Regions from separate parts of the Homo sapiens genome. Here all the other regions are linked to region 1. A link is a loop called in an ENCODE intact Hi-C map of the cell type or tissue named here. Cell type or tissue: Caco-2. All regions are shown on one strand.

The links. Hi-C counts contacts between places; a loop is a spot of excess contacts. Peaks named below come from ENCODE experiments on the same cell type or tissue, not always from the same donor. Only the 100,000 strongest peaks of a DNase experiment are listed, where the experiment ranks them.
Region 2: it touches region 1 in a loop (5-fold over the local background); 2 of 110 quality-filtered maps call a loop at or near these places.
Region 3: a loop joins it to region 1, with 34 times the contacts of the local background. A loop is called at or near these places in 28 of 110 quality-filtered maps.
Region 4: it touches region 1 in a loop (11-fold over the local background); 2 of 110 quality-filtered maps call a loop at or near these places.

Annotation. Positions count from the first base shown.
Region 1 is chr11:43,129,053-43,133,052 of GRCh38, reverse strand. No RefSeq gene overlaps it. Among named protein-coding and RNA genes, the nearest start is that of API5, 180 kb to the left of the region's middle. In Caco-2, no CTCF peak of the experiment used is centred here; a DNase peak (open chromatin) is centred at 2,312.
Region 2 is chr11:43,277,296-43,281,295 of GRCh38, reverse strand. No RefSeq gene overlaps it. Among named protein-coding and RNA genes, the nearest start is that of API5, 33 kb to the left of the region's middle. In Caco-2, a CTCF peak has its summit at 2,455 (motif pointing right); no DNase peak of the experiment used is centred here.
Region 3 is chr11:42,768,968-42,772,967 of GRCh38, reverse strand. No RefSeq gene overlaps it. Among named protein-coding and RNA genes, the nearest start is that of LINC02740, 520 kb to the right of the region's middle. In Caco-2, a CTCF peak has its summit at 2,323 (motif pointing left); no DNase peak of the experiment used is centred here.
Region 4 is chr11:43,019,580-43,023,579 of GRCh38, reverse strand. No RefSeq gene overlaps it. Among named protein-coding and RNA genes, the nearest start is that of API5, 290 kb to the left of the region's middle. In Caco-2, a CTCF peak has its summit at 1,895 (motif pointing right); a DNase peak (open chromatin) is centred at 1,909.

The sequences.
Region 1 (4,000 bases):
TAGAGGGTCTAGTGGGCATGGAAGGGGGTAGTGGTTGTGCCTGTAGCAGGATTTTGCCATCCCTAGTTCTAATCCAACACTTTGAGAGCTGAGGCTCAGAGACATGAGTGATTTATAGAGGTCCTTCCTTTATTGCTTTTGTGTCACCAAATCTAGAATTAAGTCTTCTGCTTCCAAGAAAGTCAGCTGCCTCATTACCATGTAACATAGCTAGTTTCCCCATTTCATCTAGAAAATAAATATTTATTGAGGGTTGGCCAGGGGCGGTAACTCATGCTTGTAATCCCAGCACTTTGGGAGGCTGAGGCAGAGGGATCATTTGGGGTCAGGAGCTTGAGATCAGCCTGGCCAACATGGTGAAACCCTGTCTCTACTAAAAATACAAAAATTAGCCAGAAATTGCTTAAACCTGGGAGGTGGAGGTTGCAGTGAGCCGAGATTGTGCCACTGCACTCAGCTTGGGCAGCAGAGAGAGATTCCATCTCAAAAATATAAAATAATAATAATAATAAAATAAATAAATTAATTAATTAAAAAATACTTATTGAGGGCCTACTTGGTTTTCAGTACTGAAATAGGAGCTGAACATAGAGCAGTGAATGAATAGACCAAGTCCCTGTTCTCCTTGGTCTTACATTTTAGGGGAGGAGACAGGTTAGCAATTATTAGGAGAAAGCAGGAAATTTCTGCTTTCATGGGTGGGATACCAGAAGGTAAATCATGATGAAAGGAAATTTTGGGACAAATTTCCTTAGCATAGATATATTTTAGGATGATTGGGGCTTTGTGTTGTGAGCACAGGATCTCTGGAGCAGTCAAAGGGCACCGGGAACCTCATCTCTTAAGACTTGCATGCACTGTAGGCCACCCTTGGTGTCCCTCACTCTGGCCAAGCTCACTTCTTCATCATGGCCTTTGCACTTGCTCTTCTCTGCGTGGAGAAGAATGCTCTTTCCCTAGAGATCCAAATGGCTCACTCCTTCAGTGTCTTCAAATCTCTGTCAAATATCACCTTAACAGAGAGGCTTTCCCTGGCCTCTAGAGGACAAAGTAGCACATTTTCCCACGCACTTACCCTGCTTATCCTTCTTTGTAGCACCCCTCACTGCCTGCTGTGTTATTTATCTTTCAGCTTTCTCTCTAGAATGGAAGATCTATAAGAATAAGAACCTGTCTGTTCACTGAGGTGTTCCCAGACTCTAGAAAAATGTCTGTCCCATAGGAGGTGCTTAATCAACAATTTTTGAATGAAAAGTGGAGGAAAAAAAGACAGGAGAAAGCAAACTCATGAAGAAGAGTGCTGGGTAGAGTGGGAGAAGAAGAGGGTAATGGATCCAGGCCCTACAGGGATTCACTGTCCAAGCAGGAAGTCCAGGGAAAGTCACATGGCCTCCTTCAATCAGGTGAGCTGGAGCTGCTGACATCCTCTGCAACCTGGGAGCCAGTGCATGCAATGTTCCAGCTGGGTCTAAGGATAGGAGGAGGCTAATGAACAGCCACCTTTGGAGCCACAGGGTCACTTCAGTCCTCCCTGTTTATTACCAAGCTGCTGAGAGTCTTATGCACATTTCCTCTGCTCACTTGCCTCTTCACATCTCTAGCTGCTGCAGGTATTTATGTCTTAATTAAAGTGGAAAGCAGGGTTTATATATGTTTATATAAAGTTACATTTTCCTCTATGTGGGCATCACCTCTTTGTTGGAAGAAAGAGCAAATGTTAAAATTCTTAGAAGCCCAGGAGTTAAAGACTAACCTGGGAAACATTGCAACCCCATCTTTGCAAAGAGTAAAAAAATTAGCCCAGAGTGGTGGTGCATGCCTGTGGTCCCAGTTACTTGGGAGGCTGAGGCAGGAGGATCACTTGAGCGCAGGAGGTTGAGGCTGCTGTGAGCCATGATCGTTCCATTGCATTCCAGCCTGGGTGACAGAGTGAGACCTTGTTTAAAAAGAAAGAAAGAAACACCTAGAAAGGACACTAGAGATAAATCTAGTTCATACTCCTTGTTTTCTACGGGAGGACACTGAAGTCCAGGGTCACACAACCCATAAATGGCCAGCCTATGGAAACTCTGTAAGAGGTGGAGTTTGAGGAAAAGTTCCTCTTCTAAGCAGTGCCTTGGGGCTGCCTGGAAGCTTTGCTGAGCTGTGCTGGCTTCCTGGAGCTTAATTTATAGCCAGCCAGTGAGTGGAGCTAAAGCTTCACGAGACAGTGGCTTGTCTAACAGACTTGCTGGGGAATTTCTTCCTGAACATTTCCCTTTGCTGAGTGTCCAGCTCCGTCCTCACCTTTCCTTAACAGTCCTGCTGAGGAGCTTATCTCAGCCTGGCAGAACAGAGGGTCACACTTCCAGACAGCCTCTTTGTGCTACACCTAGCCTCCTCTTCCCCCCACTTTGTTCTCCTTTCCCAGTCATGGCCCCTGGCATTCTCAGCCCTAAAGCCAGGCAGCATCAGCTGGGTTTTATTAAACTTTCTAGCCTGGAGAGAAATGGAGCTGCAGAGATCCTTTCTGTTAATCTTTGGTGCAAAGAATGAGCACACCCCCAGGCATTTTAACTCCTTAAGCCAAGAAATCTGTTTAAACCCAGGGTTGCAAACTCAAATGCCTACAGTGGCCAGACAGCAAACATACTGGGAGAGATGAGCTAAGGGAAGACAACAGAGACTGTTGGGGACTGTGGCGCATTGGAGAACACAGGTGCTTTCTCAAAATGGGGGAGCAGCTACCCCACTGCTGTCATTGAAGCCTGGTGGGAATGCAGGTTGCGGGTTGCCTGAGCCTCCGACACATCAAGTGAAAGTGTAGAACCAGAATTTTAAAGCACTTTCTGGGCCAAAGGAAACCTCTCTGTGCTTGCTTGGTGTGTAAGCTGCTGGCTTAAGTCTGGTTTAAACTGCGAGAAGAGGTCCTGGTTCTGTCTACTTTTCTGCCACTTCTCCCTGCCACTCTGCCCTATTTGAGTTCCATGGTAGTGCCTGTTAATCAGGAGACATTGTTGGTCTAAGGAAGAAGCAGTTTGAAAATTATTCGAACCTTTCTCAGTGACCCATGAGCATGGCATTTGCTTGTTATTATGTCTGTTCATTCATTCAGTTATTTGACACATATTGAAGGGTATTTTATACACATATTGCTCTCTCAGGGTGCTGGAGTGAACACTGCATGGCTCTCAAGGAGCTCAGAGTCTCACTGTGTCGCCCAGGCTGGAGTGCAGAGGAGAGGAGAGCAACATGTGTGGTTGCAATGATTCAGTGTGGTGAGGACTTAATAGACATATTAAGCTGCCTGATAGACATATAGGAACATGGATGACAGAATTCTTAGCTCTGCCTGAGGGAACTACAGAAGAGTTCTAGGAGGATGCAGTGAGGTGTGAAGGTGGGAGCAGGGGAAGAGGGGCAATGGGTTTGAAAAGCTGGGTGAATGGACAAAGTAGATAACAGGATGGGAGAGCCTTCCAGGTAAATGCAGGGTGAATTTGGGCTTAGTTGTATGACAGTGTTTGGTGTGGTTGGGGCATATTGCGTAATCTGTGTGGGGTGCTGTCTGAAATGGCTGCAGAAGATGCTGGGGATGCAGAGCTCTGGGGTCAGGCCAGGTAAGGGCCTGTGTGCCATCTTAAGAACCCCATTGGGTAAACCCTGGGGAGATACTAAACTTGTATATACAGGAGAGTCGCACAGTCATATCTGTTTTATAAAGATCATTCTGGTTCCATTGATAAGCATAATTTGGAAAGGCAGGTTGGGAATGTCATGGAGTATCATGGAGGAGCTGTAGGATGGGTGGAGATTGGAAGAAGAGAAAGGTCGTCAAGTTAGGACAGTGGTTCTCAACCCTGGCCACAGTACCTATGACTAAGCCCATCCCAGACAAAGTAAATCAAAATGTCCAGGTTTGAGTTCCCAGTCTTGGAATTAAAAGTTCCCTGAGTGGCTGAGCATCACTGAGCTAGGAGACCATTGCCTGGTGGGGGAAATGTCTCAAAGGAGAGCTAGA
Region 2 (4,000 bases), 150 kb before region 1:
GTTAAAATTGGAGAACTGAGAATACTGGCTCTTTCCATTTTCCTGCCTGTGGAGTCTCTCTGGCCTTAGCCTCAAGCAATTTCCCTTTCTCTCTTACTCTCTTCTCTCCTTCCTATGAGCCTAGTGTAAATTAATAATAATAATAATCAACATTTATCAAGCACATACAGAGACTCAGAGTCTAAATGGGTTGTATCTTTTTTTTTTTCTTGAAACGCAGTCTCACTCTGTTGCCCAGGCTGGAGTGCAGTGGTGTGATCTTGGCTCACTGCAACCTCTGCCTCCCAGGTTCAGGCGATCCTCCAACCTCAGCCTCCTAAGTAGCTAGGATTACGGGCATGTGCCACTACGCCTGGCTAATTTTTTTTTGTATTTTTAGTAGAGATGTGGTTTCACCATGTTGGCTAGGCTGGTCTCGAACTGCTAAACTCAAGTGATCTGCCCACCTGGTTCTCCCAAAGTGCTAGGATTACAGGTGTGAGCCACTGCGCTTGGCCTGGACTGTATCATTTAACCCTTCTACCGAGCTCTGAGGTAGCTGATTTAGGCAACATTTATCAATTGCTTATTATTACCAAGCACTGCTCTAACTCTTTAAATTTTCACAACCACCCCATTTTCCATGGGTAGGTGCCATTGTCATCATCATCAACATCCTTCAATTTACAAAGGAGTGCTCTGTGACCTGGAGGGGCTGAGTAACTTACCCAAGACTACACAGCCAGTGAGAAGCAAAGCGAAGATTTGAAACCTGGGCAACTGGGCTCCGGAGAAGAACCCTACTGCCAGGTTCTGGGAGTTACTTTATAGGTATCAACTCTTCTAATCTTGATAATAACCCTATAAGGTGGAGATAATTATTATTATACCCATTTCATGGGTGGCGAAGCTGAGGTTTAACGAGGTTAGGTAACTTGTCCAAAATAATACAGCTAATTAGATCTGTGGCCAAGATTTGAACCTAGGCAGTTGGACTTTTGAGGTTACTCTTTAAACCCTTGGGGTGGATGTTCTGGGTTGAATAATATCCTCTCCCAATTTATGTCCTTCCTAGAACCTCAGAATATGAACTTTTTTGGAACTAGAGTTATTGCAGATGTAACCGGCTAAATTGGGATTATACTGGAGTAGGGCGGGCCTTTAATCCAACATGACTGGTACCCTTATAAGAAGAGAAGAGACACCCAGACAGACGGGGAAGATGTCCATGTGGAGATGGTGGCAGACATTGGAGGGAAGTATCTATAAGCCAAGGAATGCCAAAAACTGGCTGCAAACACCAGGAGTTAGGACAAGACGAGGAAGGATCCTTCCTAGAGCCTGCAGAGAGAGCCTGGCCCTGCCGACCTGCTTTCAGACTTCCAGCCTGCAGAACTGGGAAAAGTCTCTGTTGTTTTAAGCTACCCAGTTTGCAGTAATTTGTGGCAGCAGCCCAAAAAAACTCAGACAGTACGATATACATTTTAAGACGGAGATGGAAGTGACAATTTTTTTTTCCTTTTTTTTTTTTTTGTTGAGACGGAGTTTCACTCTTGTCACCTATGCTGGAGTGCAATGGTGCAATCTTGGCTCAATGCAGCCTCTGCTTCCCGGGTTCAAGCAATTCTCCTGCCTCAGCCTCCTGAGTAGCTGGAATTACAGGCACACATCCCCATGCCTGCATAATTTTGTTTTTTGGTATTTTTAGTAGAGATGGGGTTTCATCATGTTGTCCAGGCTGGTCTTGAACTCCTGACCTCAGATGATTTGCCCACCTCGGCTTCCCAAAGTACTGGGTTTACAGGTGTGAACCACTGCGCCTGGCCAGAATTGACAATTCCTTCACTTGCTGGTCAGCATGAAGTAGCATAGACTTTGGAGTCGCTCTGAAAACTCAGGTTGAGGCTATGTTTTAGGGATGATGAGGGAACGTGCAAGGGAATAGAAGAGGGAGCTCCACTCCCCACTTGAGGGATTGACCCAGTCCCACACAACCAGATGGCGGAGGGCTGATTGGGTCTGTGCCTCCCCTTAGGATTATGGTTTAGGCTTTGGAGGCAAATATTAATAGACCCAGGTTTACATTCAGGCTCCTTCCTACTACCTGGGTGAGCTTAAACAAATTCCTTTAATTCCTAAGCCTCAGTTTCTTCCTCTGAAAAAGGGGTGATAATAATAGTTTTTCATTTGAGAATGGTTGCCAGGTTTAAATGAGGCAATACAAATAATGCCCCTAGATACACACATGAAGCTCTCAATGAATTATAACTGTTATTCTTCTCCCAGGAAGTGGCAAAGCGACTGAAGGAAGGAATGGCATCAGGCCTGGATGGTTTATGCTCCAGGGCTGAACTCCATAAGGTTGAATGTACGACCTGCAGGGTCCTGCGCAATTCTATGATCTCCCCCCATCTCTGGTGCTTCTCATAGAGCTGGACTCCATGAAATCTTTTACTATAGCCTTTTCTTTCCTAATCCGGTAGGTGGCAATAAGCCTCCGTCATTTTTCTTTATGAAGCTTTTACTCTTCAGCCCTGCTATTGGCTGTGTTGTGGGACGAGGCCATTGGGAGTGATTGAAGCAATTCAGACCAAGGGGACTCTTTTGGGAAGCATTCAGCACCCCTCAGGGCACAAACAGGGCATCAACCTCACCCCAGAGGGACTTCCCAAGAGCTCTTCTGACGATGTTTATCCCCGGGGCGGCCAGCTCAGACACAAAATTTATACTTACAATAAAAGGCCTCTGATTTTGTTCCCAGAGCAAGGATACATCATCTTGCTAAATCCCAGAAGGAGCACAGCCCTACTGGCTAAGAGGTGAACCCCATCTCCCTGGTAAATCTCATGGTGTTTTCGGAGGCAGCTACATGCCCCTGTAAATTCTGAGCCTACAGCATGGACATCATCTGGGACTTCTTAGAAATGTAAAATGTCAGGCTCCACCCCAGAGCTGTTGAATCAGATGGTGCATTTCAATGATCTCCCTGGGTGAATTGTGTAGCCAGGAAAGTTTGAGAAGTCCTGGCCTCCAGGATCTCAGAGGGAAATATTTCTTCTCACCAGCCTATATAATTAGTTCTCTTTAGTCCAGTGGAGAATAAATAATAAGCTAACATTGTCAACATGTGTCATATTTACAAAGGACACTATTACTGTATGCCTAAAGGAGATATATAAATAATATCTATCTATACACACACATATAGTCTTTTTTTTTGTTTTTGAGACAGGGTCTTGTCCTGTCGTACAGGCTGGAGTGTGGTGCTGCAATCTCTGCTCATTGCAACCTCTGCCTCTCGGGCTCAAGCAATCATCCTGCCTCAGCCTCCTGAGTAGCTGGGACTACAGGAACATGTCACCGTATCTGGCTAATTTTTGTATTTTTAGTAGAGATGGGGTTTCATCATGTTGGCCAGGCTGGTCTCGAATTCCTAGCCTCATGTGATCCACCCGCCTCGACCTCCCAAAGTGCTGGGATTACAGGTGTGAGCCACTGCACCCAGCCTACACATATAGTTTTGATGATTTACCTTTCCAATACCCCCTTAGCTCAATCCCATTTAAAGATGAGAAAACTAGACTTAGAAGTACGCAAGTATCCAAGAGGAGAGCTGAGATGTAAGCACAGGTTTTTGGAGTCCACAGTGACTGTATTTCAAAGTAGCAATAGAAAGAAAGGCCAGCATTTATCCAGTGCTTGCTGTGTACTAGGCCCTATGCCAAATGTCAAATGTGTTATTTAACATCATCTTCTTGACAGTTCTAAGCAGAGGAATACCATTGTCCCCGCTTCACAAATGAGAACACTGAGGAGCAGAGAAGTCAATGAACTTCCTTAAGACCACATAGCTGCTAAAAAAAAAAAATGACCTATCTAGAATTATCACCCAAGCCAGTATGACTCTGAGCCTGAGTTTAACACTACAGCTTAAAGTCTTCCTGAGAAATGTCTGAATTCCTCATGTACATGTCCTTTTGAAACACTTGCCTATGATTATAATGTACTTTTGAGTACATTA
Region 3 (4,000 bases), 360 kb after region 1:
GATATGAAACAGTTTCCCTAACACCAGGGAACTGCATGAATCCCTCTGAAGCTAGAATCCAAAGGAAGGAAGAGCTCAAACAGAGTCCTGCAGAACACCTGGCAGTCGCCTCAGCGCCTCTGTGCTGTCCTTTTCTGTTATTTGAAGTGAGAGTACCACTCTGTTGAAACAAGTACAGGGAGTCTCTGAGATACCAGTTTCTGCCAAACTCCCTTGTTAGGGTTCCATGATTTCCAGGGCAGAGTCTCAGCAGAGCCTTCTAAAGACACAGCCACATCCTCCACCAGGTTTCGAAAATTGTGCCACATTCTTACTATTTCATCAACTGTTCCTTCTTCTGTAACCCAAATTTAGTTAATGAATCTGTTATTAATGTAAAAGGCAAAATAGAGAGCTCGGTCTTTCTGAAGTTGTTTTGGGACCTCCAGGACTGACAAGACACAGTACAAATCCAGTTCCTGTCCTGAAAATCAAGAACTCTTTTTTTGTATGTAAAGTTACTTTGTAAATTCTCCCTTGGCAATTTTCATGACAAGAAAGAATCACTTTTGTAGGAAAATGAGTAAAATTCTTGCACAAAGTTATCTTTTAAATGTCAGGACTTAAAAAATATCAAAAATAAGAAAGTAGTTTAAGGAGAAACTTATGAAACTTACAAAGCTTGCAGGATGTTGAAACGGTTTTGTCCCAAGTTATAATAGAATTTTGTTTTCCTAAGTCTTACTGTTGAGGGTCTGGCTTTGGATGTAAGGGACTCCTGTTATTGACAAATATAATGGGACATGTAATGTTTACTGAAATTCATTTTATCTGTTACTGAAATTCATTTTACCTTTAAGATCAAAAACAGCAGGTATTTTAGATTATATTAGGAAACAGATCAACTATTTCATTCCTTTTTTCCTCCATCTCCACATGGGGCATGTCCATACATGTAATACACACACACACACACACACACACACACACCCGTATCCATTCCAAGCAAATGTTTGAAGGAAAACAGGACCTTGAAAATGAATAAAAAGGAAAGTATATACATCACAAATGTGATTTTGAATCTAGACAAAAACAAGACCAGGCAATAGACAAGTGTTCTTCAGAATATGTTATTGTCAGTTAATTTTCTTCTGTGATTATTCATTTCATAACTGCAAAAAACCAGCAGTGTCATCCCAGAATTGTACAAATATAATGAAATCTTTTCATAGAGAAGATCTATAAGCCATAGTAGCAGCTGTTGCCCACATTTAGCAATTATAGGCTTATTATTTACTATTTATTAAATACCAGTAGTAGCAGGGTTCTATAAAATGAATGTTTTTACCTAGTACTTTTTCTTTGAAGTTGCTGTTAAATGGGCAAGAAAAAGTAGGCAGACAGAGAGAAAACAGAAATACTTTTGGGAGAATGCTAAAATAGTTTTGCAAGGTTCAATAATACATGATTCACTACAGTTGATTCTGGTCATGTTGGAAGTGTCTTGAGGATAACATATCTTGATGGATGGGAAGGGAACATTTACAGGAAATAATGAGTCTTAAGTCTGTATGATGAAGTAAAAACAGACCTCAAAGTCAGACACATCATGGATTTGAATGTATTGACTCATAATTTGCAGGGCTCCATAGGTGCAGAGTAACTTAAATTCTTGATATGATAGAAGTTTTGAGAAACTTTTCTTCACCACTTAGTTTGACACAGCATGTAGGGGGATGTTTCTCAGATCCTGCTTCAATGCACAGGGTGATGCAAACTTTACTCCACTCATAAATACTTTATGCCTAGGCACAGCACAATATAGTAAGAGGAATTGATTTTGTACTATCAGAACCTCTAAACATATCTCAGATTCGTCTCCTGTTCCCAACTCAGAATCACACATTTCTAATCTTGGGGGTTGGGGGCTGGGGACTGAAGAGGGGGTTGGTTAGCTAGCTAGCCTTTTCTCTTCTAAGACTTCGTGGAAATGTATCTAGTCCTGATTTGCCATCTTCTCTACCTCCTTCTATTCTTCCAACTCCCAAAGATTCTCCTTGGCTAATAATTCCTCTGTAGAATTCTGGCTTCTCTACTTCCTAGATGTGTAATCTCAATCAAGTTCTCTAAAACTCTGCTGTCTCATTGGGGAAATTGCTAGAGTAACACCTGCCTCATCAGAAAACTGTGAGTATGAATGAACATTGTATCTGGAAGAGAGGAGATTTTCAATAAATGTTAATCTTTCCTTTTTTCTCCCCATCCTCTGTGCTTAAATAATGTCATCTGGGGACCAGAGGGTTTGTAAGAGAAAAGGACCTGCAGTAGCTCCTCCTGCTGGTCAGTTCCTGGAATGTCTCTTCTCAGGATAGTGCCACAACTCAGCATTGCAGATATTCTTTTAAAATAAATACTAACTTATACATTAAAGTTATTCATATCATTTATACACAAAACAGTAGGGTAGGTGCTATAAAGAAAGATGACTTGTACCCTCAAGTAACTTAAAACCTGGAAGAGAAAGGAAGACACAGTAACAAAACTATAAGAGAGAATAAATTATAAGTACAGTATTACCCTAAAGATTCCAGAGAAAACTTAATGAATTCAGCAAAGTTTCAGGATTTAAAATCAACACACAAAAATCAGTTGCATTTCTATGTACTAACAATGAACAGTCTGAAAAGGAAATTAATAAAATTTCATTACAATAGTTTTTAAAATATTTAGGAATAAATTTAGCCAAGGAGGGAAAGGGCTTATACACCAAAAACAAATAAACACTGCTGAAAGAATTTAAAGAAGACACAAATGCATTGAAAGGCATTCTGTGTTTATAGATTAGAAAACTTTATATTGTTAAGATATCAATTCTTCACCTCCAAAGAGATATGTAGATTCATCCCTATCAAAATTACAATGACATATTTTTACAGAAATAGAAAAATCTATCCTAAAATTCATATGGAATCTCAAGAAACTCCTGAATAGTCAGAACAATCTTGGGAAAAAAAATAACAAATTTGGAGGATTCATTCTTCCTGACTTCCAAACTTAGTACAAAGCTACAGTAATAAAAGTAGTGTGGAATTGGTGCAAAGAGAGACATATAGACCAACTGAATAGAATAAAGAACCCAGAAATAAACCCTCACATATGTGGTCAAATGATTTTCAACAGGATGCTAAGATCATTCAATGGGGGGAAAGGTCAGTCTTTTCAACAAATGGCACTAAAAAACTGGTTATCCACATGCAAAAGAATGAATTTGTACCCTTATCTTATGCTATATACAAAAATAAACTCAAAATGAATCAAATACCTAAATATAAATGCTAAAGCTATAAAACTCTTGGAGAAAAAATATGGAAACCTAATGTGCTACAACATGGATGAACCTTAACAACATTATGCTAAGTGAAATAAGCCAGACACAAAGGACAAATATTGTATGATTCAATTATATGAGGTACCTATTGTGGTCAAATTCATAGAGACAGAAGGAATGGTAGGCAGCAAGGGCTGGGAGAGGGATAAATGGGAAGTTATTGTTTAATGGGTATAGAGTTTCAGTTTGATATGGTGAAAAAGTCCTGGAAAGGGATGGTGGTAATGATTGTACAATATGAACTGAACTGTACACTTAAATGCCACTGAACTGTACACTTAAAATGGTTAAAATGAGAAATTTTATGTTTTATATATTTTACCATAATAAAAAGTACAGTATTAAAAAGATAAGCAAAGTTATGTGCAAACAAATGAGACAGTAATATTGACTAGGGGTGTCAGCAATACTTCTCAGAGGAAGCATTGCTTGAGCAGAATTTTTAAAGATTACAGGAGAAATGGATTTGAGCAGGTGACATTCCAAAAACATTTTTAAATAAATGATGAAAACCTTTAATGTAATGGAGGCCATATTTATTCTGCTGCTGAAATTGATTGCTGGGATGTGGTTTATGATATTAAAATATTTATGAATATATATTTAATTTCCATCCATCTCTTCCAAGAACCA
Region 4 (4,000 bases), 110 kb after region 1:
AAGACACTATACACTGGTTGCGTGTGTGTATGTGCATGTGTGTGTAAGGCGTCTCTAAGGTGTAAGGTGAGTAAATTGTTTTAGTTACCTTTTCTTTTGTTTTTGAGAGCGCAGTCTCAGTCTGTCTTCCAGGCTGGAGTGCAGTGGTGCCATCTCGGCTCACTGCAACCTCTACCTCCCAGGCTCGAGTGATCCTCCCGAGTAGCTGGGATTACAGGCATGCGCCACCACCCCTGCTAATTTTTTGTAGTTTTGGTGGAGACTGGGTTTTGCCATATTGCCCAGGCTGGTGTCGAACTGCTGGGCTCAAGCGATCTGCCCACCTCAGCCTCCCAAAGTGCTGGGATTACAGGCAGGAGCCAACATGCCCTGCTTCATTCTCTTTGTCTTAGTATACATACCTGTAAATTGGGTATAAAGGTACTACCCATCTCTCATAGTTGTGAACATTTTAATAAAATACTGTATATAAAAAACATTTTATTAACTTTAGCACAATGTAAAAATGATAATAATCATAATTTTTGTCTATTAAATAGTGAATTTCCTAAGACATAGAAACTATTATTTTACATTTCTATATTCATATAGGTATCTTTGCCACGAGTAACTCTAAAGGACGCTTACAGTTGAATGTATAAGTAATTTTATTATTTTAGGGGAAATAATGGCACAAAGACTTTGTGGTTCTGGGGACATTTTAAATTATTTTTCAGTAATCTTTCCATCAGCAGAGAGTATGAGTAGCCTAAGAGGACTTTGAAAAGGCTAATCATAAAAGAAATCGCTTCTCTTCTCACATCGCTAAGTCAGATCAATATACACTTTCTCTTGGCTAATTCTGAGGGCTGGTTAATTTAGTGACACTAATGGTTTCTATGACTATCCTGAAGTTGAGGTTACCAGACCCCCTATTGAGGAAGGCAGAGACCTGGGAACTAATTTATCACTCCAGGCGAGACCTGTAAAATTCTTGGCCATATAATTAGGAAATTTGCATATTAATTCTCCAAGTGTGGGAGGATTATAGGCTGCAGAAATGATGTCCAACCTGGAGAAAGGGGCCAGAAGCAAGAAGAAGCTGTACGTCTGTTTCCTTTGTTGGTTGAATCTCTTAGAAATTGCCCTGAGGTCATTCTGAAAAGAGAAATGTAGTCTCATCCTTCATGCTTTGACCTCTTCACCTCACGTTTAAGCAAGACACATACACACCAGTTTGGTCGAATAGTATTTATTAATAATACTGACAATAGCTACCATTGTTTAGAACAACAACTGGGATCATTTAAAAAGGGCTGTGTTAACCCTTGGCCTTGCTCTCAGCATGGATGGCTAATGTTCGGAATTTTGGTCTGGCTCTTCCAGTCAGAGCAAATAGCAGGAGGAAGATTGAAGACAGGAAGTAGGTATTATGCTAGTTCTTACTGCACAAGCCACATATTGTTTCTGCAGACTTTCCACTTGGGAAAGTGTTGTGAGCAATTTTATTTGACAGTTTTTTGAGTAAATCAGCCCTGGTTTAGCAGGGATAAAGGGAGAAAATATTCTAATATTATTGAGTGCACCTTAGGTTGCAGACCTTTGAGGTTATCTATGCCAGAACCATTATAAGCAGGGAAGTAGCTATTAATTTTCATTTGCACAGATGTAGAAATGGGGACCCACCAAGGGAAAGTGACTTGCTCAAAGTCACAAGACTAGTAAATGAGGCTTGAAATACAGTTCCAGCTCTGGCCTTTTCCACTAGACTCTATTGGAAGTATCCTGGAATTTCTGGGAGCTAACTCTGCCATCCTGGGAACCTCTCTCAATACTTTTAATGGTGTATATGGAAAGATGAGAAGGGCTCAGAATAGAAAAACTGCAGAGCCCTCCTCCCTAGCCCCTAGTGCTTGTGACCAGCAGGGGGCTGTATCATCTGTAGGTAACTGTCCACTAGTGTCAATTCAGATGATGTTGAAAAAATACAGGAAGTGTCAGTATACTTAGGAGCCTTTGCTCCTGACCCTGTGCATTTCCAAGTGAAGATTCTGCCTCTGGGTTCATACTTGCCTTTCTTTCATCTCCAACAGTGGAGCTGGAGTGTGTAAACACTACAGACAGCTCTCCTTAGGCATTAGCTGTTTGTTTGGAGAATTAATTTATGTTCCCCTGAAGGAGTATTGATTTGAGTTAGGTGATTAAAGGCACTCGATAAAGAACCTGCTAAATCTATTCACCTGTGTTCCACTGATTATGGAAAGGAATATATCAATCTTTTCTCATCAAATGACTCTTCCTTTGCCTCAACCACTCTTCTGTTCTGCTGCCCTCTGGCTTTCAATTAGGCTAGGAGGCAGAATTCATTGTCTCTGGGGGAGATATGGAAAGGAGAAACTGTAGTGTAGAGTGGTCTGGAAAGCAAAAAGAGGAAATGGCTTAACCTTTTAAGTAGCTGCATAAGCTTGGAAAACAGAGGAATTCAAGACTCCTTCTTCTTCTCATCTTTTTTTTTTTTTTAATCAAATTGTTTTCTGATTGCACATCCAAAATGTTTCGCAAGTCAACTTTCTTTCCTTCCTTACTTCTGGTGCTGTCCTGGTTCAAGGCCTGATTGTATACCCAACTATTGCCATAACCCCTTACCTGCCTCTAGTACCTCTCCATCTCTCCAATCTCCTGTCCACTCTGCCACTGGATGTCTTTTCAAAGTCAAGTTCCGGTGATGTCTCTTGTTCCCCTATTTGGAACCTACCTCAATGCCATTCATAAATTCTGAACTTGTTAGTATAGCCTAGAAGGCTATACTTTTTATAGCCTGAACTTAGCTCATAGGACTAACGAAGTAGCCAGAACTCCCAGGATACTTCCAATAGAGCCTAGCGGAGAAGACCAGAGCTGGAACTGTATTTCAAGCCTCATTTACTAGTCATATGACCTTGGACAAGTCACTTCACCTTGGTGAGTCCTTATTTCTGCATCTCTGCGAATGCAAATTAATAGCAACTTCCTTGCTTATAATGGTTCTGGGATAAATAAACCCAAAGGTATGTAACCTTAGGTGCACTCAATAATATTAGAATATTTTCTCCATCATCCAAATATTACTCTTTTAAACCAGGGTTGACTTACTCAAAGAACTGTGGAGTAAAATGTGTTCTCAGCCATTGTCACATATACTAGGCTTTAGTCACACTGTATGCCCTGTCATTTATTGAAGAGACCATTTACTCCCATACTTCTGCATCTTTGCTTATATTTTTTCCCTGGAAACTCATATTTATCTTCAAGGACCACCTCAGACACTCAAATGTAAAGCCTTTGATGATTCCCTAAGCTCAAGAATTATTATATTAGATTCTCTGATTTGCCACTTCCTACTCACATAATATCCTGGGTGTCTCCTTATTTAGTGTTTTTTAGCATTATCTTTTTAGTACCATCTGCCCACCCCAAATATGAGTTCCTTGAGGACAGAAATTATGACTTAATAATCCTAGTATTTCCAAAATCTACCAGACAGCCTAATGAATATTAAATGATAGATTAGATTGTTTTCAGTAAAAATTTATCTTCATTTTTTCCTCCTTGATATGGAGTATACTTCTTGTGCCCTCTTGACTTTGAGCTTGGCAATGTGACTTCCCTAGCCACTGGAATGTGAGCAGACATGATGTAAGCAGAGGCCTTAAATGTGCATAATTTGCTTTTCTTGTCATCTTGTCTTCTTATGCTCCTGTGTTTCACTGGGGCCACTGGTCTAAGGCAAATAGGGACACACCTGGAGGAGGTTTGAGCCAAATCATGAGTTTGATCTGGGTTCTGCCAATTTGAAGATCTGTGAGGAAGAAATGAATGCTTGTTTTTTAAAGTCATTGGGTTTCAAGGTAGTTTGTTACTCAGTGTTATTACAGGAACAGCTAATTAATACAGATACTCATGGATGAGTAATGCCTAGTTAAATAGGATGAGTTAAAAGGATGAGAGAGGAAGAGCTTAGAAATTGTGAGCTGAATCCTTA